5 separate regions of the Mus musculus genome follow, and regions 1, 2, 3 and 5 are each linked to region 4. The links are chromatin loops, found by intact Hi-C in ENCODE. Cell type or tissue: gastrocnemius. All regions are shown on one strand.

Evidence for each region. Hi-C counts contacts between places; a loop is a spot of excess contacts. Peaks named below come from ENCODE experiments on the same cell type or tissue, not always from the same donor. Only the 100,000 strongest peaks of a DNase experiment are listed, where the experiment ranks them.
Region 1: a loop joins it to region 4, with 7 times the contacts of the local background. A loop is called at or near these places in 15 of 42 quality-filtered maps.
Region 2: a loop joins it to region 4, with 2.9 times the contacts of the local background. A loop is called at or near these places in 15 of 42 quality-filtered maps.
Region 3: a loop joins it to region 4, with 18 times the contacts of the local background. A loop is called at or near these places in 31 of 42 quality-filtered maps.
Region 5: it touches region 4 in a loop (4-fold over the local background); 11 of 42 quality-filtered maps call a loop at or near these places.

What each region holds. Positions count from the first base shown.
Region 1 is chr1:13,047,545-13,052,544 of GRCm38, forward strand. No RefSeq gene overlaps it. Among named protein-coding and RNA genes, the nearest start is that of Gm39592, 55 kb to the right of the region's middle. In gastrocnemius, CTCF peaks have their summits at 2,769 (motif pointing right) and 4,614; DNase peaks (open chromatin) are centred at 2,803 and 4,697; H3K4me3 peaks cover 549 bases.
Region 2 is chr1:13,529,528-13,534,527 of GRCm38, forward strand. No RefSeq gene overlaps it. Among named protein-coding and RNA genes, the nearest start is that of Tram1, 58 kb to the right of the region's middle. In gastrocnemius, a CTCF peak has its summit at 2,171; a DNase peak (open chromatin) is centred at 2,167; H3K4me3 peaks cover 225 bases.
Region 3 is chr1:13,131,695-13,136,694 of GRCm38, forward strand. No RefSeq gene overlaps it. Among named protein-coding and RNA genes, the nearest start is that of Prdm14, 7.0 kb to the left of the region's middle. In gastrocnemius, a CTCF peak has its summit at 2,824 (motif pointing left); DNase peaks (open chromatin) are centred at 2,038, 2,805 and 4,602.
Region 4 is chr1:12,862,294-12,867,293 of GRCm38, forward strand. It overlaps Slco5a1 (solute carrier organic anion transporter family, member 5A1), which reads right to left. Exons shown (of 9, transcript NM_172841.2): 9 at 4,256-5,000. Among named protein-coding and RNA genes, the nearest start is that of Slco5a1, 130 kb to the right of the region's middle. In gastrocnemius, CTCF peaks have their summits at 1,933 (motif pointing right) and 3,264; DNase peaks (open chromatin) are centred at 1,940 and 3,087; H3K4me3 peaks cover 992 bases; H3K27ac peaks cover 1,989 bases.
Region 5 is chr1:12,988,237-12,993,236 of GRCm38, forward strand. It overlaps Slco5a1 (solute carrier organic anion transporter family, member 5A1), which reads right to left and starts at 2,899. Exons shown (of 9, transcript NM_172841.2): 1 at 1,344-2,899. The coding sequence starts at 2,259. In gastrocnemius, CTCF peaks have their summits at 2,125 (motif pointing right) and 4,514 (motif pointing right); DNase peaks (open chromatin) are centred at 1,644, 2,128, 2,503, 2,898 and 3 more places; H3K4me3 peaks cover 4,861 bases; H3K27ac peaks cover 2,784 bases.

The DNA of each region.
Region 1 (5,000 bases), 190 kb after region 4:
AGAATGTGGTGTGGAGGGGTGGGGTGTGTGTGTGTGTGTGTGCACCCATGCGTGTGTACGAGCATGCTACTGTGGAAGCAGAGGTCTTGGATCCCCTGGAGCTGGAATTGCAAGTGGTTGTGACCTGAGTGCCAGGAATTGAGCTCTGATCCTCTGGAGGAGCAGCAAGTGGTTTTCCTGATGCAGTGGCCCATGCGTACCTGCAATACCAGCACTGGTGAAGCTGAGACTGGAGACCCATGAGTTTGAGGTGAGCCTGAGGTGCGCAGTGAGCTTCAGATGAAGATCCTGGGCTAGAGTAAGACCTACCTCCGAAGGAAGAAAAAGAAGAGAGGGAAGGCGTGAGAGGAACCTGCAAGCTACATAGGCATCAGGCGTGAACACACACACAACCTGAGGCAAGATGCTGATCGTATTGTTCTCATCAGTTTTGTTTGGCTTTTGATTTTCTAGCGGCATCTCACTAAGTAGCTGGGTTTATCTCAAACATGTTATGCTCCTTTCTCCGCTCCCAAGTGGGCTGGGGTTACAGGCGTGTGGTCCCTCCTCTGCTTCTAAAGAACAGTGAATTGCCACTGATTGTTTCTGGAAACATGCCCTGGTCAAGTGGTCTGCAAAAACTCAGGATGAGTCGTCTGGTTCTCCACCTGTGGGTGGTGACCCCCTTAACAAACTTCTATCTGCAGAAAGAATTTACGTTGGGATTCATACCAGTGGCAAAATTACAGTTGTAAAGTAGCAATGAAAATCCTTTTCTGGTTGGGGGTCACCACAGTGTGAGGAACTGTATAGAGGGTCACAGCGTTGGGGAGGTTGACAGCCACTGCTTGAAATGATCGAGGGACCTGCTCTAAGGAGGCGGCCTGCACACATAAGTGTCGTTACATCATTGGCTCACAGTTTCCATATTACACTGGAAGATCAGATTTTGTTTTGCAAGCTTCTACATTTTTGTTCAGATAATTTAATTTTCTGCTCAAGGTCAGAGAGGCTCCACATGTTTTGGAGTGTCTGTGTCACAGTTGAGCAATAAGAACTTTTTAAAGGACCACTTGTCAACCTAGACAGAGGTAATCCATTGCTAGAAATAGTATCCTCAGGCAGCTCGGAGGACTTCCCAACTGGACACAATATTCTTCCCCTAGTGTGTTGTGGGCCCACGTTCTTACCTACCAAACACAGCTTACCCTCAAAGTATCTAGTGAACTATGTATGTTTTAGTCACTTGACTTCATTCCAAAACGAGGCAAAGTTAAAAGAACACTAGGGAGTTTTTATTTCCTTCAAGAAAGGTGTTCAGAGCATTCATCATGGCAATGACATCTGTACTGGCTAGTTTTGTGTCAACTTGACACAGCTGGAGTTATCACAGAGAAAGGAGCTTCAGTTGAGTAAATGCCTCCATGAGATCCAGCTGTAAGGCATTTCCTCAATTAGTGATCAAGGGGGAAAGGCCCCTTGTGGGTGGGACCATCTCTGGGCTGGTAATCTTGGTTCTATAAGAGAGCAGGCTGAGCAAGCCAGGGGAAGCAAGCCAGTAATGAACATCCCTCCATGGCCTCTGCATCAGCTCCTGCTTTCTGACCTACTTGAGTTCCAATCCTGACTTCCTTTGGTGATGAACAGCAATGTGGAAGAGTAAGCTGAATAAACCCTTTCCTCCCCAACTTGCTTCTTGGTCATGATGTTTGTGCAGGATTAGAAACCCTGACTAAGACAACGTCATAATAGGATGCCCTATATAAGACAGGAGAAGGCAGGCATGCTGTCACGTGTTTATAATGCCTACTGAGGCGGAGGCAGAAGATCAGAAATTAAAGACCTGCCTGGACTTCATGAGACTCTTGTTTCCAAAGAAGGGAGGAGAGGGCTGGGGCCATGGTCCCACTGGTACTTGCCTCCTTGCATAGTACACATTTGATTCTGGGGTTCACTACTACATAACCCCGGTGGTATTACACACACCTGTCATCCCAGAATTCAGAAGTTTGAGGCCTTCCAGGGCTAATAAGACCTGGTCTCGAAACAACACACACACAAAGCCTGTCTTCTCCTTCTCTCATCTCTCCCCACCAGTCTAGACTTGAGGCCAGTTCTGAACAGTCACTGTGGTCCCTGGCAAATCTCATCTGTGTGTTTCCAACAGTTCAGAGGAGTCTGTGAGTTGACCCTCTGTTTACTACTCAGCCAAAGCAGGGTGTCACGTCAAGCTCTCACTATCGAGGAAGTATAAAGCCCCGAGCTCATGTTTCTACAGTTTGGTTACCCGAGTGACCTTCGCTCTTCTTCCCCACACTGGCTATTTCATAGCTCCTCTTGATTGCTCCCCTTCTAAAGCGATGGACACTCTAAGTTCCTGAACCCATCTTTTTGTGAACGAGGGTGTAAGTCTTCAGGTGCTGCATCACCCTGAAGCACTATGCTGTCTCTAGGATGCTCTCAGCATCAGGACAGAATCAAACCCGTTTCCCTAGCACAGAGCCACCCAGGACCAGAAATAACAGCTTCACAAAAGAGCTCGCTCTGTACACATGGGTCCCAAGGAAGAAGTGAGATTCTTTCCCCCTCACTGAGGAAAGGGGGCCGTCTTTCCTGCTAAAGAGAAAGAAAGTGAAGTTTCCTGGAATCTTCTTTTTCTCCTCGTGAATCTCATTATGTCATCGAAATTCTAGGCTTAATCGATGCTTCTGCCCCAGCTTCTCAATTATCTGAGATTTCAGATGCCCACCGCGTCCAGCTCAGAAAATCAAATTGTGGTTACTATTCTAGACATTTCCAGCAGAGGGCGCTTCGGTGCAGGTAGCCAGAACACCGAAGTCATCCAGTTTCTGGCCGCAAACTCAGATTACTAGATTGCCAACAGGGTTTCCAGAACGTGGGTAAAAGAGACTGAAGTGGCAATCCCCACGAAAACAAAAAAAACAAAACAAAACGGTCAAGGGTGCTTCGTACTGAAGTGGAAGGTGAGTGAGGCTGTGTGGGCAGATCGCAACCGTCATTTAGAACAAACCTGAAGCAGAGCGGTGTAAATGACTGTATTCCCAGCACTCAAGAGAATAGCTGGAGCTTTGGCCAGCCTACAGAGGAGACCCTGTGCTGTTCTCAGTATTCAGTTATGCTACCCTCTAATGAAGTACATTGTACTTCCTGGTAATTTCATTTTTATGAAAGGCAATACTGGATTCCTGCCTTTCTTCCTTTCTGCCTGTAGTCCGTTTTTAGGTTGATCAACAGGTTGACATTACACTTGTGACAATTCTCTTGCCTCACGGAACGATAACGTTTCAAAGGGGAAGACTAATTAGGATTGGTACCGTTAGTTTTTTGTCAACACAGCCAGAGTCATCTGGGAAGAGGGAACCTGAGCTGGGGGTTTACCTCCATCAGATCGTTTGTGAGTATGTCTGTAGGAAATGTTCTTAATCATTAATATCGGAGAGCCAGACCATCCCCGGTGGTGCCACTGCTGGGCCGGTAGTCCTGGGTGATACAAGGAGGCAGGTTTACTGGCTAGTAAGCAGCACTCCTTTGCAGGCTCTGCTCCACTCTCTCCTTCCTCCCTTCTGCCTTGAGTTCCTGTCTTGACTTCCCTCGGTGATGAGCTGTACCCTGAAAACCAGATAACTTGTCCTTAATTTACTTTTGGTCATGGTAGACTTTTTATTATTGTTGTTTTGTTGTTGTTGTTGTTGTTGTTGTTTTTATGTGTATGGGTGTTTTGCTTACAAGTATGTCTGGGCACCATATTCATGCACAGTGATGCCCAATGATTCCAGAAAAGGGCCGAGGATTCCCTGGGACTGGAGTTACAGAAAGTTAGGAGCTGCCATGTGTGTGCAGCGAATCAAACTCTGGCCTTCTGGAAGAGCAGCCAGTGCTCTTAACTGCTGATCCATCTTTCTAGCCCACTTCGTCACGTTGTTTATCACAGCAGTCGAAAGCAGACTAGGACATGATGGAAAGGAGTCAAAAGCTTGGTCAAGGGATCTTTAGAGATGGGAAGGGGAACTTTTTAAACGTTGGTCCTGCCATGCTCTCCCAGAGGCATGGTGCCTTCTCTGTCTTTCCTAGTGCTTTCCTTTGCAAAGCAAGCAAATATCATCTACTTTGGTGTTTTAAGAAATAGTACGGGGGGGCTGGTGAGATGGCTCAGTGGGTTAGAGCACCCGACTGCTCTTCCGAAGGTCCAGAGTTCAAATCCCAGCAACCACATGGTGGCTCACAACCATCCGTAACGAGATCTGACTCCCTCTTCTGGTGTGTCTGAAGACAGCTACAATGTACTTACATATAATAAATAAATAAATCTTTAAAAAAAAAAAAAAAAAAAAAAAAAGAAATAGTACGGGGCTGGTGAGATGGCTTAGTGGGTAAAAGCACCCGACTGCTCTTCCGAAGGTTCAAAGTTCAAATCCCAGCAACCACATGGTGGCTCACAATCACCCGTAATGAGATCTGACTCCCTCTTCTGAAGTGTCTAAAGACAGCTACAGTGTACATTATATGTAATAAATAAATGTTTTTTTTTTAAAAAGAAAGAAATAGTACATTTCTCAATGGCCTCGAGAATTAACCTGCAGGAAAAGGAAAATGCTGTGTTTCTTCTCCAAAAATCCTATAGGTGGCGCACAGACACCGGTTTCAAGTGATGGGTCCCAGCTTTGACCTTTCTGCCCAAGTCCGGTTTGTCGGGAACTCTTCTTCCTTCTGCCTCTACCCCCTGCCAGAATTACAGGGCTGCTCTTGGCTCTGAGTTGTTCGGTGTAAGTGAGAAAGCAAGCAGCACCTGCAGTCCTGAGGTGTCACCTAGCAGCTCCCTTCTAACAAGGCTGCGCTCCTCTTGGGAGGACATAGCCAAGAGTCACTGAAGGGCAAGCTCCCTCAAAGCTCCTCTCTAAGGTTAAATAGCAGCATGACCTCGACCCACCTCCTAACCTTAAGGTTCATATTCTCTCTGCAAAACATCAAGGGGGTCTGGAGGAACACTGAAGTCCCTCCTG
Region 2 (5,000 bases), 670 kb after region 4:
GGACAGGAAGCTGTCCGGGGGACAGCTGGCAGCCTGTGGAGAGGGCACTAGGCAGAGTGGGAGAGGGTAACGGTAGGAGGCCAGAACTCTAGCCCCGCCCCATGCTAATAAACTCAAATTTCATCTCAGGAGCAGAGAATGTGTGGAACTATTTTATGCAGGGGAAGGATGCTCTATATTTCAGGAAAAATATCACTCTGGTTGCAGTGTGGAACTTTAATTTATTTATCTATTTTGATTTATTTGTAGGGTTGTTTTATTTTAGGGAAAACTCTCACCTAGACCACACTGGCCTTGACGTCCTGTTCCCACCTCCCAGTGCTGGATTACAGGCCCTAGGTGTATGCCGGGAAACCTGGGCCTTAGAGAGAAATCTAACTTGAACGTAAACCTACAGTCTATAGTGCTAGTCTGAAGATATTTCATCAGGGCAGGGGAGGGACTATGTGAGACCAGGAGGACCAGAGCCGGGATCTCCACACGGAGGTCCCTGAGTGTGGAGTTCCACTATAATCCTGGGAGACAGAAATCAGGGATCCCTGGGGCAAGCCTGCTAACCAGACGGACCAAAGTGGATCCAGGATCCACTCAGGATCTCCAGGATCGATAAAAGACTCCGCCTCAGTAATCGGGACAATGGTTGAAGAAGACACCAAAGGTCAACTTCTGGCCTCTGTCTGCATGCACAGCCAGGCGTCTGTGTACCTACACATGTAAACAAGCAAACTTACACCCACATAACACCTACATCACACCATAAACACACAACGCAAACATGTGTATTCACACTCACAGCATATGCAGCCATGCAAACAGGCACACGCACACTCACACACATACTCACACACACACTCACACATACACTCACACTCTCACACATATACACACTCACTCACACTCACACACACACCCCACATATACACACATGAAGAAAGTTTTCTTTCAAGGAGTCAGTTCAGTCGAAGTCCTTATCAGTTAAGCAGAGGTAACTGTATCCATCGGGCAAAGTAGCAATGCAGATAAAGTTCGTTATGGCCCATAGAGAACCCTGTAGAGAGTCGGGGTCCCAGCAAACACTGAACCCCTTTTGCACAAATCTATCATAGTTAGCAAAGGACAAACGCCCTTGACGCGGTGCAGAATCAAATGTTCTTTTTGTTTGTTTGAGAGATATCATTAAATGAGTTTCTACAAGCTGTAGAGACCAAATTGGGTTTTCCTGTAGTCCTTTAATCATCTTTGTGGTTCTTTGCAGAACTCTTCTCCAGTTTCTCAGAATTCCCTGTCAATTGTGGAGACCACAGCTAGATTAGTCACCGTAGAGAACCCATTATAATTAAATCAACACTGCGTAGCCACTTGGGCGGCTGGCTCAGGCGTGTACACCGGGCAGCCAGTCCCATCGACAAATAGGTTGTGTTCCAGGAGTTCATTAGTACATTGGTTGTTTGGAACACAGAAAATCTTTCCCCATAGAAACAGAGTTATAGGTGGTGGCTTGTTTCCCAGGCCTGCGCACAAAATCTATTTAATACACATGGAGCTGAATCAGGGCCTGGCAAAGAGTGTTCCTCAAATCTTTGACCCGCTTAAACCCCATGGGACACCCAATTCAAAAGGAGCGCCAAGCTCTGGCACCCAAATGTGAGCCCTCTAAGGGAGGCAGAGGAACCCTGTCAACAGCTTCAGACTGCCAATCATTTGCTGCGTGATTTGAAGAACACTTCTTGAAGCTGGGTTGAGTGGTTCACTCCTGTAATCCCTCGATTTTAGGAGTCTGGGACTAGAGGATTACCACAAGTTCAAAGCCTCCCTAGGCTACATGTAGGCCAGAGTGAGTTCCAGCCTCGGTTGGGTTACAAAATGGGATTCTGTCCTAAATTACTAACAAATATTTCTTTGAAATGGACCTTTTTCTGCCATTGTTTTTGGTATTATTTAACCAAGCAATCAAGGCCTTCCTTATGATAAAACAACCAATTATGCTGATTCATTATTCTTAATCTTCACGCTCTTCTTGTAGATGTTTTGTTTTTGTTTGTTTTGTTTTATCTTGGTTTGCAACTGTTTTCCCGTGACTGTGTGCCCCTATCTGGCAGGAGGAAACCCTTGGGGCCTTAGGGCCCCTCAAGGCCGATCTCCTTTCACTGAACAACACTGCCCCCCAGCGGAACACGCTAGCGTGCACACAGCCCCAGCGTCGCCCAGCCCACCGAGCGCATTCTCTGGGGCTAGAAACAAGTTCTGCATTCACGGGCCCAACAAAGAATCTTTGAGTACTTCCAACGACTTGGACCTTGGGAATGAGGAATCAAATTAGACTCGGTGTTCTTGCAGAGTGGCTGGGAAAGGCGAAAAGCAAATCGACACTGAAACCAGCAAGACATGAATATGATCAGATGATTTAAAAAAAAAAAAAAAAAGAAAGAAAGAAAAGAAAAAGATTACATGCAAACAAAGAACAGAGATGGATTAGTCAGCCCAGCCCAGAGGGCTGAGGTTCCTGAAGGAGGTGAGATGCGTTCTGAAACATGAGTTGGAGTCTGGGGTAGAACTGCCAACAGCAAAGGGCCAAAGGGCATTCTATGTAGAGGGAACAGAGATGCAGGAACGTGAAATGCCAAAAATATGTGGAATGTTTCTTCGAGTCATCTGCTTTTTTGGTAGGTCAGCACCACTGCCAGCCAGACGCTGACAAATTAAAATGTTATTTCAGTATAGCTTTAATTTGCTTTTCTCTACAGGGACATTTTTAGATAATGCAGTTTTGGAATATGCATTTGTGTTTTTCCCCCTTGGGCTGCTCAAATTTATCGTTGATTCACTATTGGGTGTGGGTCCTTTGAAGATTGCTAAGTTTCTCCTCTTTCTCTTTCGCTTGCTCTGCTGGGGAAGCCAGAAGAGTCTCACAGCTGCTAAACACTGCAATTTACACAACCTGCCTTACAGCCATAGCTCTGTGTGTGTGTGTTATGTGTATGTGGTGTGTGTATGTGTGTGTGTGTGTGTGTGTGTCTCCCAGGATCTAGCACTGGAGCTTGCTGTGAGGCTCTCTGCTCTGCTTCTCAGGCTCTGGGATTAATGGAACCATCTCACCAGCTTTTTTTTTTCTGTCTGGACCGGAGCTGAGGCCCTTTTGCTTGTGACGTAGCAAACACTATTGACTGAACTAGGCCTCAGGTGTTTTGTTTTTGAAAGCAGCATCTAGACTCTTTCCCCAAACTATTATGATTACTAATGAAAAGTTAGACCCTCATTTAGTTTAAATCTTTGGCGTGTCAGGCACCTGGCAGCATGCTATGACTGCACCTCAGCTTGCTAGGAGGTCTATTGAAGGCCCTCTGGATGAAGCTCACAGAACCTGGCTCTTCCAGCTGAAAGAGGCTGCTGCATGCTTCTCCAACCCACAGAAATGAGATCCGTGCAGCAAAGGGTGCCCTTATCTCTCTGAATGAGGTTCTAGAGGAGGCCAAACACCACACTGAGCTAGAGGGTCCTGTGGCCCCACTGTAATCACAATAAAGCCACCACAGGGTGGAGAGGAGGGCAAGCGGGGGGCGCCACAAACCGAAAGGGAGCAAAAGCACACATGGAAACAAACAAGTTTATCGGGGGAGAAACCCAACCAGCCCAAACTATCCACTAGCGGCCTCCGCGCCTCCTGGTCAGGCCCTGCTTCTGTGTCAGGCTCTGCCTCCTAATTCCCTGGAGTTCACTGATAGATGGTGTCACTCCTTCTCTCCTGTCCTCCCGGTGCCAAACACCCGCAGACTTCCTTTATTCTGTCTACACTTTTCCACCCTAAGCTAGCCCTGACTCCTTTTATCCAACCCATTGGTGCCAGAAGCCCCATCCCCTAACCCCTTAATGTTCTCCTCAGATTCTTGCTCTGAAGTATGCTGCCCCCAGCTGCCCCTTCCCTCCCCACTCCTCAGTGCGGTGCCCTAGAACCTGCCCAGCCCCCTTCCTCCACGTTGGTAATTGACCCAGCCCCGTTGTCATTCCCAAACAATCCAGCATTCATCCCAAGGCAGACCTTTCTCCTGCACCACTGTGGGTTGCACCTTGAAGTGATGCTTACGGAGGTCTGAAGGCTGACCCCTGATATCTCCAACATATTAGCATCTAGCTCACTGCCCATCTCTCTGATACCACTACCTTTAGCCCTCGTGGGTGGGTGGGTTGTTTGTTTGTTTGAGACTGGATCTTTCTGTTTTACCTCTGGCTGGCCTAGAACTAGCTCTGTCGACCAGGCTCATGGAACCTCTATCTTCCAAATGCCTAGATTAAAGGTGCTGCTATCATGTCTGGCTATCCCTGCTGCCTTAGATGCACAGTGATGGTCTTTTCCATTTTCAAGGCCCTTAAAAGAGCCTTGAATGCCCCTTGACTGCCAGAAAGCACTTCTCCGTTTCCTCAGCCATGCGCCCCAGTGGTCGTTCTCCAGACTTCCCAGGCTCAGGGCTAGGTACCGACTCTTTGAGCTACACCTCTGGGCTTCAGACACACATCCACTTATGCTGTCCATTTGGGACACTTTTTACTAATTTTATACATATTTTCAAAGAACCAATTTGGGGTTTTAAACACTATTTTTTAACTTTATGTTTCTGTGTATTTATTTGAAAATCTTTGTCTTTAATTATAGTTTCTTACCCAGTTACACTTAATTAATTACTATTACTAGAAGGCTAAACACACCTCCACATTGCATAAAGCCAATTGTCTTTCCCGGCCTGTTCTCCCTTGTAGTTCTTGCCTGTCCTTTTATTATTCAATTCCCTTGATTAGAAACTGCCCACCTTCTAATTACTCTTTATGTGAGTGCTTGTGTGGGGTGGCGTAGGTACCTAGATAACTGCTCCAATGAGAAGAGCTTTTTTTTTTTTTAATTTAACTTTTTAAAGTCTAATGTAAGTATAAATTGGTACTTGAATCTCTTTTCAGGCAATCCTGAGACCTTAGAATACTTAATTTCCATTTACTTTCTTGTTTGTTTG
Region 3 (5,000 bases), 270 kb after region 4:
AGCCAGGTTCTCTTTGGTATGGTAAGTAGGCACCTCAGCCTTTGGTCCTGGATAGTCTGCTACTACTACACCATACTAGATACATACAAGGTCTTTGACCTTGACTGGGATGCACTCTAAGATAGCCTCTTTCCAAAGCATTTCAATGTTTAGATGGCCCAAGAATCTGGGTATAATACTTTTCTTTTTTCCTTGGAAAAAAAAAGTTTTTTTTTTTTTTTTGGTTTGTTTGTTTGTTTTTTTGTTTTTATTAAGCATGCATATAGCAGGAATGGCATTAGATATATTCCAGTTTAGATTTTTTTTTTCTGTTTTACAAAAGGAATATGGCACTGGTGAAAGAGCTACATGGATGGACGGGTGGACAGAGGTACAGGATCTACCCTAGCTCAACTAAAAAGAAGATAAGGTTTATTAACATACTGCAATTGGGCCCAAAGAAGGTTCTCAAGCTGCAGTTGTAAGTGACATAGCCTCAGGCAAGGTAAAGAAACCCTTTGTTACTGCAGAGGGGTAGGCGGGGTCATTACAATAAGCTATGGGGGAGGGAGGGCTTCAAGCAGCTAACACCAAAGACTTGGTTAGCTAATTTGTGAACAAGTGTTAATAGTTTTAACAGGAGTTACCCCCAGGACAGGGAAGTGTTTGAGATCTGTCAGATGTCTGCTTAAGTTTGCCTTCCCAGAAAGCTCTGCTGCAGAGGACAGGAGTCTGGTCTCCAAAGAAATGGCTTTAGGGAAGGTGGAAGGCTTGCTGGAGAGCCCAGGGAGGTTCAGCAGCTTTTCAGTCTGTGGCCTGTTTCTCTCCGAGCAGGAGAGGCTTGGTCAAGCCAAATACTAGCCTAGAAAGTGAGCCTTTGAAAGGATTTCAAGGTTTCTTGGACACATTTTGAGTGAAAACATTCAGGAGAGATAGAATTTATTTTTAGTGAATTTCTTTCTCTCTCTCTCTCTCTCTCTCTCTCTCTCTCTCTTTCTTCCTTCCTTTTTTTTTCCTTCCTTTCCTTTTCCTTCCTTCCTTCCTTCCTTCCTTCCTTCCTTCCTTCCTTCCTTCCTTTTTTGGTTTTTTTGAGCTAGGGTTTCTCTGTGTAGCCCTGGCTGTCCTGGAACTCACTCTGTAGACCAGGCTGGACTCGAACTCAGAAATTCGCCTGTCTCTGCCTCCCAAGTGCTGGGATTAAAGGCATGCGCCACCATTTAGTGAATTTCTAATTTCGTGTATAGTGTTGGGAATTGAACAAGGGGCCCTGTGCACACAAATAGTGCTTTGTTGGCTAGTGTTTGTCCCCTAGACAAAGGCTGGGACTGTTTTGGAAGAGGAAATCTCAACTGAGAAAATGCCTCCGACAGTCTAGTGCATTTTCTTAATTAGTGATTGATGTTGGAAGATCCAGCCTAATGTGGGTTGGGGTCTCTCCTGGGCTGGTGGTCTCGGTACTGTAAGAAAGTCTGCTGGGCAAGACAAGCGGGCAAGCCAGCAAGCAGCATTTCTCTGTGGCCTCTGCATCAGTTTCTGCTTCCAGGATCCTGTCCTGTTTGAGCTCCTATTCTGACTTCCCTCAGTGATGGAGTACACTCCAAGAATCATAAGGGGAAAGAAAGCCGGTCCTCCCCTTTGCTTTTCTCATGGTGTTCTCACAGCAATGGAAACTCTGACACTGGACTGTATTCTCCTGCAAGCTCCACTGTCCACATGACAGTTTCTGATGGCCTCTGGCTGAAGGCAGACAGGCAAAGGATGAGCAGAGTGGCCGGACGAGCTCAGACAAACCAGCAGCAGACCACATTGGGCTTGCTTTTGTTTGTTTGCTTGCTTTTTAATCTTGTCTGCATACCCACATCAGTCAATCAGACCCAACTGAGCACAGCTGACACCCGATCAATTCAGTCTTCAGCCCACAGAAGGTGCTAGAACTGCTGCAGGACCTTGCTGAGAAGCAGGCCTTCAGAGACTGCATCTGGGCAAGCATTCCTGCTCTTCAGGAAAAACCTGAAGGCCTCAGAAAGCAGCTCTCAGCCAGCTCACTCATCCGAGGGGAAAGATGGCTGCCAAGACCTGCCCGTGCCTTGGAGGCTTCCTACGTGTGAGGCTTCTGCCCCAGGCAGGGTGTTTGCTTCAGCCAACCTTTAAGGCTCCTTCAGTGGCTTCAGGAAATATCAACTCCTTCCAAGATTTCACATGTCTGCTGCCATGAGTACCCATATACCTGGGTGAGATCAGAAACAGAAGATCCAGCTGGGCGTGGTGGCGCATGCCTTTAATCCCAGCACTTGGGAGGCAGAGGCAGGTGAATTTCTGAGTTCGAGGCCAGCCTGGTCTACAGAGTGAGTTCCAGGACAACCAGGGCTATACAGAGAAACCCTGTCTCGAAAAACCAAAAAAGAAAAAAAAAAGAAACAGAAGATCATCAGGGCATGGTGGCACATGACTTTGATCCCAGAGGTAGGAGGCAGAGGCAGGCAGATCTGATCGTGAGGCCAGCCTGGTCTACATAGTGAGTTCCAGGACAGCCAGGGCTATGTAGAGAGATCCTGTCCACAAACCTGGGAGAGGCAATGGGGGAGAAAGAACAAAAGAAGACAAAAGAAGGGAGATCTTTTTACTCCTGCTCAGGGTGGTTAGAATTCTCTGTAGGAAGAGTCAAGCAGACATCCTGGGCCAGGCTAGGGGAAACAGTAGTGTATGAAGGAAAGACGAAGGACCAGAAGCTGCCACATAAGCCTTAAGCTGTCACCTGTATCCTCTGGGGACCTGGCCAGCCTTGCTGCTCGCCTCTGCTCCCTCTTCTGGTCACCAGCTGATGTTTATTTAGCTTAGTGTTTGGGGCCCCCCAGTGGGCAAACGTTCTGATGTCTCTCTGGGTTTGCTGCCATTAGAATGTGTATTCTAGGCTTAATAGGGGGAGCAATCAGAGCAGCTCTAGATTAATCTGTCATTAGTGAACAGCCTCACCATTGGGCACATGCATAGGCTCTGTCTTGGCCACTAGGGCCACTTGATTCCTGAGGCAGCCATATCTGTAGTAACTGATGAGGAAGTCTGGCTTGTGTTGAAAGTCCCCTGAAATTCGAGGGACCCTCACTCGAGCCCTGGTATGACGCGATGCCCAAGAACTCACGAGAGACCAGTCTTGATTCAAACAGCAAGAGGTTTAAAAGGGAAAGACCAGTGCACTGGGGACGACTCGTATCCCACGAAGGGGTAGAGGAGTCGCCCCCAGCTCAAAGGATAAGGGGCTTATAAAGGCAGAAACCGTAAACACCTGGCATGGGCTATAGCATTTGGCAAGCACAACGGGTTCAAGAAATAGTTGGAATATTCTGTATGAACATTTCCTAAAACAATGGAAGTTAAACTTCTACTTTGTGGTTAGTACAACCTAAAACAATGGGGTGAGTTAAACTTTTACTCCCTGCCATTAGTCAGGTCTATTTTGGACACAAGTCTAGGGGCTTACATAATTTTTCACTCTTCTCTCTCAGGATCTTTCAGTGTCAGCTAGCCAGTTTCCGAGTCTCCCTGGCTATGTGGTGCTGATCTTGGGTCAGATGTTTGCTAGTGGCATGAAAGTGCCACACTTGCACACGTTTGGAGGTCAGAGGAGGTACTGGTTTGTTTTATGTTGATTTGACACAAGCTGGAGTTATCAGAGAGAGTCTGTAGGGCATTTTCTTTGTGATTGATGGAGGAGGCCTAGCCTATTGTAGGAGGGGTTCACTCTGGGCTGGTGGTCCTGGGCTCTCTAAGAAAGCAGGCTTGAACAAGCCATGGGAAGCAGTAAGCAGCACCCCTCTATGGCCTCTGCATCAGCTCCTGCCTCCAGGTTCCTCCCTGCTTAAGTTGTCCTAATTTCCTTTGATGATGAACTGTGATGTAGAAGCTGAATGAATCCTTTCCTCTGCAGGTTGCTTTGGTCATGGTGTTTCATCACAGCAGTGCTAGTAACCCTAACTAGGACAGACGACAACCTGCAGGAGTCACTTAATCCCCTACCATGACGTTCAGGCTTGGTGGCAAGTGCCTTTACTTGCTGAACTGTGTTGCCGGATGAGGACCAATCATGATGTATCATTTCTATTTTGTGATGCTGCTGGACACCCTAACTAGGCAGGCAGTGCTTTGACTGGCCACCAGTTCTCTTCTTCCTGTCACCAGCCCCTGGGTACAACTTGTGCATGACTGGTATTTGTGGTTGCAGGAATGAGCTAGCAGCGTTTCTTAGAGAGCAATCCAGGGTTGATGCCTGGGATGATGGGGCACACCTGCAATTTCAGCACCTAGGAGATAGATGCAGGAGGGGTTCAAGGCCAGGTTTTGCTGCACAGTGAGTTTCAGATGTCACTGGAGGAGGAAGACAGGAGAGATAAAAATCCACACCTCTTGTAAGCAACCACACAACGGAGTGTGGTAGCTTCTGTAAAATATTAGAGATAATATTGCTTTGGCTTGGCCAGTATCCAAAAAGAAAAAGGGAAAGGGAAAGTGGACAGCTGGCTCGGTGCTATAGGCCAACAGCTCTGCAGAGATCTATGAAACTGACTGCTCGCTTCTGGTACCTTCCTGGGACGGGGTACCCTTGCCAGCAGCAGCAGCAGCAGCTTAACACAGTCCTCTCTGGGCCACCACCTGCAATGGCCAATGTTTCCCTTCATGCTAGAGAAGGGAAAAACCCAAACTGGGCCTCTAGCACTGCATGCGATTTAGGACCTGGGTTGAAGGCAGCGTAATTGCACTGTTTACCCCTCTTTCCTTCCCCTGCTTGCCTGTGGGGCTGAGAAACTGCTAGATCCTTGGACATCCATTCACAGCTGCTGCTGACCATGGCTGGGAGTTGGACTACAGACTTACGTCAACAGATTCCCTTACTATATACAGACTACCCGTAAGTTCTAGACTCTAGAGAGCCCTGACTATTACAGAAGCTGGTACCAGGAGGAGTTCTAGAGGAGCAGAAGTATAAGGATGAAATTCTGGAGTTGGTTTGATAATTCACCAGCACC
Region 4 (5,000 bases):
ACACGTATGCATCATACAAGCATCCCGGGACACACAGGGAAGACAGGAAGAGTAGTAGGGTCCCATTAGATAAAGCACTTTTTGGGAGGAAAAAGAGTAGTTATACTGCTTCAGTGTAATTTCAGTATAATTAAGGAAGACATTGGGTGTCGCTCAGGTGTCACTGTGCGTGACTCACATACACAGACTTTAGGATGGGCTGCCCAAGTGATGTGACAGCAAGAACCCACAATCCAAGCACTCAGAGGTGGAGGCAGAAAGAGCAGACATTCAAGGTCTTCCTCAACTTCATAGTGAGACTGAAGGATCCTGCTTAGGAAATAAGCAAGAAAGCCACCCTAAATTCATTTTGAACTCTAATGTTTATCATTACTGTGAGCTTAGGAAAGCTCTCTAAGACCATAAACCTCTCTAAGACAATTATTTACAGAAACAAACAAAGGCTTTGGATTAACAAGGGCAAGTACTCAGTGGAAGTGCTTTCTTGTCCCAGATTGTCCAGTGGAGGTATCAGGACTCTCCACTGAGCATCTGTGGCCTTCGAAGACCCCTCCCTGCTAGATTCTCCTGCCAGCTGTCAAAACAATTGAGCAGATTTTGGCATCTGCATAAAAAATTCACCACCACTCTCCAACTATACCTGAGGGCATCTTGGTTTTGTCAAAAACAGGGTATGGGCAGAGCTGGAAGTACGCCCCTGTTCAATTTCCCAATAGAGTCAAATTTTGTTGGGTGTTTACAAAGTTTATGTTAGTAGACAATGCATTCTTGGATATCAAGTAAGACCCCCCCCCCCAAACAAAACGTGTTCCACGCTGCATCTCTGAGGGACATGTGACCCTCAAAGCTGCTGTTAGGAACTACAGTAGTCCTCTAAGGCCAACCTGTGGCTTCTCCGAGTTCCCAGCCCTTCCCACACTCAAGAAATAGCCTATTGTGACCACGCTCATTGGACTAGTGAGCTAGCTTTCCCCTACACTGTTGCCGAAGACTTTGCCAGCACAGTATCTTGGGCTGTCAAGACACATGACGCTGTACATGCAAGGAGAGAGAACGGCCTTTTAGAATTAGACTCTGACATTTAGGGAGTAGAGACATCACACAGAGACAGCAAGGTGAGAGATTTCAACCTGATATGTGAACTATGACCAAAAATATCGCTTCCTACTGGGTCTCCTAGTCCTTGTACCAGAAAACTTCCCGAATCCTCAGGTTTGGAACCTGTACCCTCCCTACCCTCTCCCACCCCCATAAGCCCAACAAACCCAATTCAAGGATTGAGAAGAACTAGTTAATTCTAGTAGCTTTCTGCAGAAGAAAAAAGGTCCTAGACTTTGCATCCTCTAAAGTCAGGAGCATAGAAGTAGAGTGTGTGCTTTTCTTTCTTTTCTTTTCTTTTTTTTCTTTTGTGTGTGTGTGTGAGAGAGTTTAATTTTTTTAATTCGATATTTTCTTCATTTACATTTCAAATGCTATCCCAAAAGTCCCCCATACCCTTCCCCCCCCCCACTCCCCTACACACCCACTACCACTTCTTGGCCCTAGCATTCTCCTGTACTGAGGCATATAAAGTTTGCAAGACCAAGGGGTCTCTCTTCCCAATGATTGCCGACTAGGCCATCTTCTGCTACATATGCAGCTAGAGACACGAACTCCAGGGGTACTGGTTAGATCATATTGTTGTTCCACCTATAGGGTTGCAGATCCCTTTAGCTCCTTGGGTACTTTCTCTAGCTCCTCCATTGGGGCCCTGTGATCCATCCAATAGCTGACTGTGAGCATCCACTTCTGTGTTTGCCAGGCACTGGCATAGCCTCACAAGAGACAGCTATATCAGGGTCCTTTCAGCAAAATCTTGCTGGCGTATGCAATGGTGTCAGCATTTGGAGGCTGATTATGGGATGGATCCCAGTGTGCTTTTCATAATGAACACTAGGTGGCACTTCAGTACAGCTAAAGACATTTTCATTTCCATACACTGCAGTTTGTTCATGCTTGCTCTCATGTACTGCATTTGACAAGAAAATATCTTGATCCGTGGCAAGTGTGACCTTTCTTCAGAGCCTGAGCCATCACAGTAGACCCAAGTGCAGTTTCATCTCTCTGCTGTTTTGTGTTCCTATCATAAATTGGAACTGTGTCAAATGTTGGCTCTTACCCTCAAAGCTGTACAGGAAATCTCCAGCTCCCAGGACAGCTCTGACTTTGCGCAATTAAAAGCATGTCTTTGATTCACACGTGCTGAAGCCATGGAGACCATCTCTACTTCGTTGGCCATTTTACAAAGAGCAAAAGAAACTAGATGCTTTTTCAATAATAAAACTCCAAGGCTGGGTTAAAGCAAGGAAATGAAATGACCAGAGTCTATAACCCTCCGTACTGTTCATTTCTTAATGTCATGAAAGTGTGCATACGCTTGGGGGCGGGGGGCGTTCAGGTTACAGAAACTGTAAGTAATTGGGGAGAAATCATATTGCCTTACTCTGCCCACAGCATAGCCATTTTAAACAGCTGCTAAAATCTTCTAGAGTCAAACTGGTTCCTTGAACCAGCTTTTTTGGGCTTTCGGGTTGAGAGAGGGGAGGGAGGGTATTCTGAACCTGTGAGTTTGGGAAGTTCCCCTGTAGAAGGGCTAAGAAGCCCAGCAGAAGGTAGCATTTTTGGTCCTAACTCACTAGCTAGACTAGCTAGAGTGTGTGGCAGCATCCTTCCCATCTGTGTGAATGGCTTTCCCGGTGACTGCAATGCAGGAGGAAATCGAGGCTCTCCCAGCTGCACAACCACTCACTCATATAACTCATGTACCAGCCCAGGTATGTGGACCATTGCGACTCTCTCAGCACACCATGAGGTGTGTCGGGAGCGCAAAATGGAGCAATCATCTTTCCATCAAGAGTGCTCACAGCCGACTAAATATATCTGCTCAGGGCTTCCGCCGTGGCTCAGGGCTTCCGCCGTGGCTCAGAACTTCCGCCGTGGCTCAGGGCTTCCGCCGTGGCTCAGGGCTTTCGCCTTGGCTCAGGGCTTCAGCTGTGACTCATGCTGCTGTTTCAGTCTTTCACCTCCTGCCTCTCACCCAGAAGTTTCAGATGCCAGCGCATTCAGGAGAACTCCTGTGAGACAGGAGAAGCATCCAAATGCAGTAGTTGGTGGGCCTGCAGGACAGCGTGTTACGTGTAATCTGACACAGAGAGGACTAGCACATGTTCTCGCTCACGTGGGAGCCCAGAGCTTTAGTGTGATACCAGCAGAGCGCCCTCTGGGCATGAGCAGAGGTTGGGAGGGGTGCAGGGCAGGGAGGGCGAAGAGGCGATGCTTAAGAGGAACAACCTCTAACATTCTGTAGTAAGGTAGGGCAACTATTTGACACTTGCTGTATATCTCAGATACCTGGTAGAAAAGAGTTTGGATATCCTTGAGCTGAAGGGAAAACCAATGGCATGTATATGCATTGAAATGTCATACGGGGCCCCATAACTAATTTTTAAGAAATGTAGAAAAGTTCCAGTGCTTTTTCCTACCCAGGTGAGGTCTGAGCACAGATTCTGTTTCAGAGACTGGCTCCAGGCTATGTTTGGAACACAGGGTGGGTTTGTCATTTGGAAGCAGGGTTGGGGTGGGACTTTTGACGAATTTGTTGGCAGACATTTGATAACCTCCCCTTGGGAACTCATTTGCCTGAAGCTTTCTCAGTATTTGCAACTCTGTAGGGGACCCTGGCAGCTTTGCAGATCACTCTGTGGTAAAAACAGGCAGAAAATGCCGCCCTTCGCTCCCACCTTCTTTCTTGGAGCCCAGGAAGTGCAGCAAACCTGGAAGGCCAGTGAATATTACTTCCAGGTAAACCTTGTTTTGGACTCGTAGTGCAGAGGAGGGGCCTCTGGCCTTCCATCCCTGAGGGGCGTGTGCAGCCCGGCCATATTGGACATGCAGTGCGGATAAGAATTCTATCTGCGTGCTGTGAAGCCACTGAGGGAGTGGGTGAGCATCCTCTATCAAGCCACACTGAGGACAGAGTTCTGCAGTCTAAAAGTCTGTTGAATTTGAATAAATGATAAACTACCTAAAAGAAATCTCTTAGGAAGTTCATGAAAAAATGTGCTGACAATGGGCTCTTTAAACTGTAGTCATAATAATTTCTACACAGGACATTCTGTTTGTAGATACACTCAGCATCAGGCTGATGTATGGGTCACTCTGGTGCCATTGCTTCATGTCAAACAACAACAACAAAAACAATCTAGAGACAACCAAATTTCAATCCAACACACTTTATTTTTTTTTCAACTTATTTTTCTTAATTTTCAATGATCAAGTATTCATGATGTTGTAAACCCAGGTTTATTAGTCCTTTGACAATCAGTTTCATTAAACATAAAGAAATAAGTCATACGGCCCTCCATACCATACCAGGTCTCCAAATAAATGTTTGTTCTAAAAACCACAAAAATCAAACTCTACATTATAACTCAAAGCAGCCTTTCATCACAAACATGCCTCTACAGAGAAGTACATAGACACACAGGACAGGCAGAAAGACACACACACACACACACACACACTTCACAGATATCCTAATACCAGTTTGACACAGTTTCACATTTCCTTACACTACAAAGTTAAAGGCTGGCCTTGGGCTTCATGCTCCTAGATTAACATTTGGGTTTGGGGTAGAGGTATATAGCTGAAGACAACTGCCCACCGTCGAGTCTTACTCCTCAGTTTAGTTTAATATATCCTTACCATTATTTTCATTTTCAATAACATTAACTTCTTCACTTTCTACATATAGAGTAGACTGCCAGTCAAGGACAACAGTGTCGAATCCAATGCTAAAGGGCAGCTCGCAGGGCGTGAAACTTTCTGCAGAAGATATAAGATTATCTAAATATGTTTTTATCTCTGAAATTATTTTTAGCATCTCCTTATTCTTGATAAACTAAATATCAAAAGCACTGACTCTTGCATAGAAAAGGATTCTCCTGTATACTTCTCAGATT
Region 5 (5,000 bases), 130 kb after region 4:
GCCACCATACACAGTTGATAAAATAAGGAATTATTAAGTCTAGTGAGTGGGTATATTGATACTTATTTTACCATTTGTGCGTATATTTACTAACAAAGTTAAGTTAGTAACTCCAAGGGCAGTGGGTAAACTAAAGACAAAGTACAGCCCTTCTAAGCTGACCATCTTCTTCACTCTCTTGGAAAATCTCATTCAGACATCAAGGAATCTACCAACACATAGCTAAGAAGTTACTAAACAGCCACATAGGTGAGCTCCTTGGTGAATTCTAAGCCAGGAACGAAAGAGAGAGAAAGAGAGAGACAGAGAGAGAGAGAGAGAGAGAGAGAGAGAGAGAGAGAGAGAGAGAGAAGACAACATCCAAGGTTGTCCTGTGGTGTACACACAGATGTATACACACACACACACACACACACACAGAGTGCCTTTAGGTGTTTTAAGTGTTAGGTGGACTCCAGCAAAACAGAACAGAGAGCAATTAACTGGTCTAACAACACTGATCCTTTCCAGGGGTTCAAAACCATCTTTTAGTGCACTTTAGAAGGAGCAATTACTAACTACAGAGAGATGCTGACAACCACCAAAGTTACATCTAGAAACTCGGTTAGCCCTGTGCATACCTGGCTGACCTCCCATGGATACCCGGAACTTATCCCAAACACCTCTGTCTGCTGTGCTCTTAAATGAAAGGCAAGGAATGAAACCCAAGAGCCTGTGTTCTTCAGAAGACAGTAATGAACTCTCACAAACTCCAGTAACTGAGGTCTTCTAAGCCCAATGAAAACAGCCTTGGATAAATCCATGGCCCATGCTGTTGCTTCCTCGTGGGCAGACATAACTTATTCATCTACTGTTTTTCAGGCTTTGTTGGTGCTGGGTGATCAGACATGTTCAGAATAGAGTTTGGAAGTGAAGTGACATAGCATATGTGGTCTGGCTACCCCATCATCTGCTTTTAGGGATGAGAAACAGATGTAACAATGCAAAGCAATGACTCAAAACTGCTGGTGAGCTCTCCTCCTTTCTGGTCATTTCTTGGAAAGAAAGCTTAGAAGATAAACTTGACAAATAGAGGTTCCCCAAAAGTGAACAACAAGAGGAACGGGCCCTGTGCTGTCCTATTTTTCAGCCTTTGTATTGGTGAGAAAAGACAACTGTGAAATTATTTCAAAGAGCTCTTTATCCCAAACTGAAAACATACTACACCAAAAGCAGGACTCAAAAGGAATGAACCATAATGCTTAATATACTTGAAAACACAAAAGGTTGTGTTCCTTTGTGACTGGGGAAGAAAAAGAATGTCACTGTGAGCCAACTACATGCCTGAGAATTCCAAGTCTTACCTAGGTACAAGGATGCATTGTCTTTCTTGACGTTGTCATCTAAATAGGTTGGTCCCAGGGTGTAAATCGGTGTAGAGCCCATTCCAATGAGAACCTGTGCACAAACGAATAAAGCCACGTAGATCCAGTGACTATTTCCTCCCGAGTCCTTGGGACAGGGAGGAGGCTCCAAGATGGCTGTGGAGTTGCCATTCTGACAAAGGCCATCGTTGGAGGCCGAAGCGTTCAACTCTTGGATTTGATAGGGGGGTGAGATAAAGTGAGGTAAAGCGAAGAGCGCAGCCCCGATGGCAATAAGAAGTCCACCCACTGCCAGCCATAGGGGCCTTCGCCCACGGCCACCAAAGTAGCTGACGAACACCACCACCACCAGGTTTCCTATATCAAAGCAGCTGACCAGCAGCCCTGACTCAGAACTCTTCAAGCTATAGCGCCTTTCGATGGTGGTGATGACACTGCTCAGGTACCCAGAGACCATTAACGCCTGGATGAAAGTCAGAAAACACATGCACACTAAGAAGCAGCGAGAATCCGTAAGGACCACGTAGAGACACCTTCTCTCCTGGAGTGTGGCCAAAGTGGAAGATACTGACACAGTTTTGCTGGGGTCCATCCTGTGGTTACAGTCCATGAGTTCCGTTGTAGTGCCTGCCGAAGTGGATGGAGCAGAAGGGCTGGGGACTATCAAGTTCCGTCCTAGATGCGTCTCCTGGCGACCTGGAGCTTCATTGCAACCCAAGGCCAGTTTGCCATCTGCATTCCCAGCACTGAAATTCTGCCGGCAGGAGGCGCTGTGCAGGACCGGTAAACTCTTAGACCTGAAGGACTCTGACTCGCACTTCTCTTGGACAGCTCCAACCGAAGACGGTGCCTCTAGCTGCTGTTGGGCCCGAGACTGCGCATCCCCTTCGTCCATGGCTCTTAAAATGTGATCGCTGATTCCATATAAGGCCTCCGGCACTTTTCATCCACCTGAACGAGGGGCTGATGCCCGGCCCACTCAGTCGTCTCCTCCTGAGACCCGGGCTGGGGATGGCAGAGCCTGGAAGCAAAACATCTCAGCAGCAGGGAGGTGCCCAGAGCATCCTGACCCGAGGCACAACAAGAAGCCACCTTGTACCGGGGGAGGTAAAGGTCCACGCGGTCCTTCGAGGAGTCCTGCTTGGTGTCCACTCTCAGGGATAGCTCGCGGTAGGCGCTTTGCGCGTCCGGTGCTCATCCCCTCCGCCGCCGCCTCTCAGACGGTGGCCAGAAGCTAGAGCGACCTGGGCCCAGTGTGGGGTCTCTTAGCGCAACTGTCCGAACAACATCCCACTTTGTGGCTCCAGGGGTGTTCGGTGCCCACCGCAAGGCTTGTGACACACAGGGTCGTGAAGCTGCCGACCTGTAAAGCAGAGAATTGATGGTCAGAGGGACGGATGCACTTGGGGCTGGCAACCCGGGGTCCGGTGACTAGTGCTAAGTAACCTCGTGGACCCCAGAGGGACCGAGGTGCTAGCCAGGAGCTGAACCGTGCAGGAGGGACCTGCAGAGACTGCAGCCTCAAGTCCCGGAACAATGAGCAGCAGGCGGTCCGCCAAGACTCTCGCTCATTGTCTGCGGCGGGCCTGCCCCCGCCCCGCCCCTTTTGCCTTAAACAGTGCGTTTGCTTTTATATGTTAATAATTATCAGCCTGGCAGCTCTGACTCAGAAGGCAGTGTCTTTTATTCGAGTGAACTAATAGCAACCTTCTGGTACTCCTACTCCATGACTCAAAATAGAAGATTCCCAGAAGAACAAAGGAAAGTTTTTTTTTTCCTTTTACAAGCACACAATACATTCCTGGTCTCAAATTTTAAAATACATTTTTAAGCGGTAGAAAGAAAACTACGTGTAGAAATATGTGTGCACACTTGTACACTGGCACGTGTGCGCGACGAGATGTGAATGCGTCCGCTCCATCAAACACCTACTTAAAGTCAAAGACAGCGCGTGGGGGGAGGGGATCAACATGCTTGCGTGGTTATTCTCTACACTAAAAATAGCCCCTTGCCGGAAAGAACTATATTCAATTACAAGTAACGAGGGCATTCGAGGCTGTGGCCCACGTTAAGTCCCAGAGCGCAAGGTTGAGCGAAACCGAAAATCAATTTGCTTTGCAAATGGTTGAGTGAAGCCACACCAAACAAAGAGACGCTGGCAAGCTGGCACAGCGTGCGCGGGGAGCCCACCGAAACGGCTCAACACAGGCACGCCGGCCCGGAGGTGTGCTATTTGCCAAGCACACCCTGAGAGCGTGAGGTGTGCGAAGGCCTGAAGTATAACACACACACACACACACACACACACACACACACACACACACACACGAGTTCACTTTGTGCGAGCCAGCGCTTGGTTTGAATTCAGCGAGCGCTAATACAGGTGCGCCTCCGCTGTAAACCCCATCCCTAATCTTGGGGAACCCTATACTCCTCCTGCCCCGGCGGCGAAGTGCACCAGATGGGAGGCATTGGGGTTCTGCTGCGTTGGGTTTCGTTCTGAGCTTTTGTGATGCTGCTGCGAAAAGAAAAAAGATGAGAGAGGCGGCTACAACATCTCCCAGTATTGTTCAGGACCGGACTGCCAGTGGCTTGCAAGCCGGCACTTGGGCTCCGCCCGCTCACCCCTGCGCCTTCCCGGGGAACTCCACCCGTGGCTGCACGCCGAGCTGGGGAATCCCGGCGTCGGAGCCCCTGGCTGAGGGAGCAGCCGCATCGCGACGCAGACTCGCATGGGATGGACACGCGGATCCCCGCCCCGAGCTCTCGGAACCAACGCGGAATCCTAGGGACATCCCCTCCGCGCGCGCGCACGCACACACACACACACACACACACACACACACACACACACACAGCCGGTGGGAGGACAGAACCGCCAGGCACAGCTCGCCGCTCTGCTAGGCGCACAAGCTTTCGCAACTCACTAGCGAGGGTGACGACCAATCTGCCGGGCTGGGAGAGGATCAGCCGCTGTAGGACGGCAGCGGTGGGGGAAGATGGGCCAGCCGCCTGCGGAGACCGTCTCGGTCCCGCCGCCGAGAAATCAGGGAGTGAGACTGCGAGTCGAGCTGGCTAACTCTTCCCCCAACCTCTGGCCTGTCACCCAAGCCTCTTCTCCCCAGGCAGACACACACGCACAGAGACGCGCCAGGACCGGAGCAGCAGAGGGCGCAGGCGCGCGGGCAGCCACCCAGCCCAGCCCTCAGGCAACCAGCCACCCCGCTGCCCTTCATCTGTACAGTGGGAAGACGAACCGCACTGAAGCCCCAAGGGTGCGGGTGTCTTTAAGTCACCAAGGTGGACAGAAAGACCATCTCATGTGAAATACTTCTATTGGCTTCTACCATGTTCACCACACACCATGTCTTTTCTACCATAGCAGATTCTGGGGACCAAAGTGGAACAAGATCCCTAATGTTAGGGAAACTTGTCTTGCCCTCTCCCATCCCCCGCCAAAATATCCACGTAAAAGGATTTTATACAGTTCATTCTATACAGTGTGCGACTGCAGAACTAGACACCCATTCACTTTCCTGTCCGGATCAGGAAGGGCACTTGCAAAGGCACAGAGGCATGGCACTACAAGTAAATCAGTTTTCTCAAGAGCGGCAGGGAACAGGACACAGGGGGTTC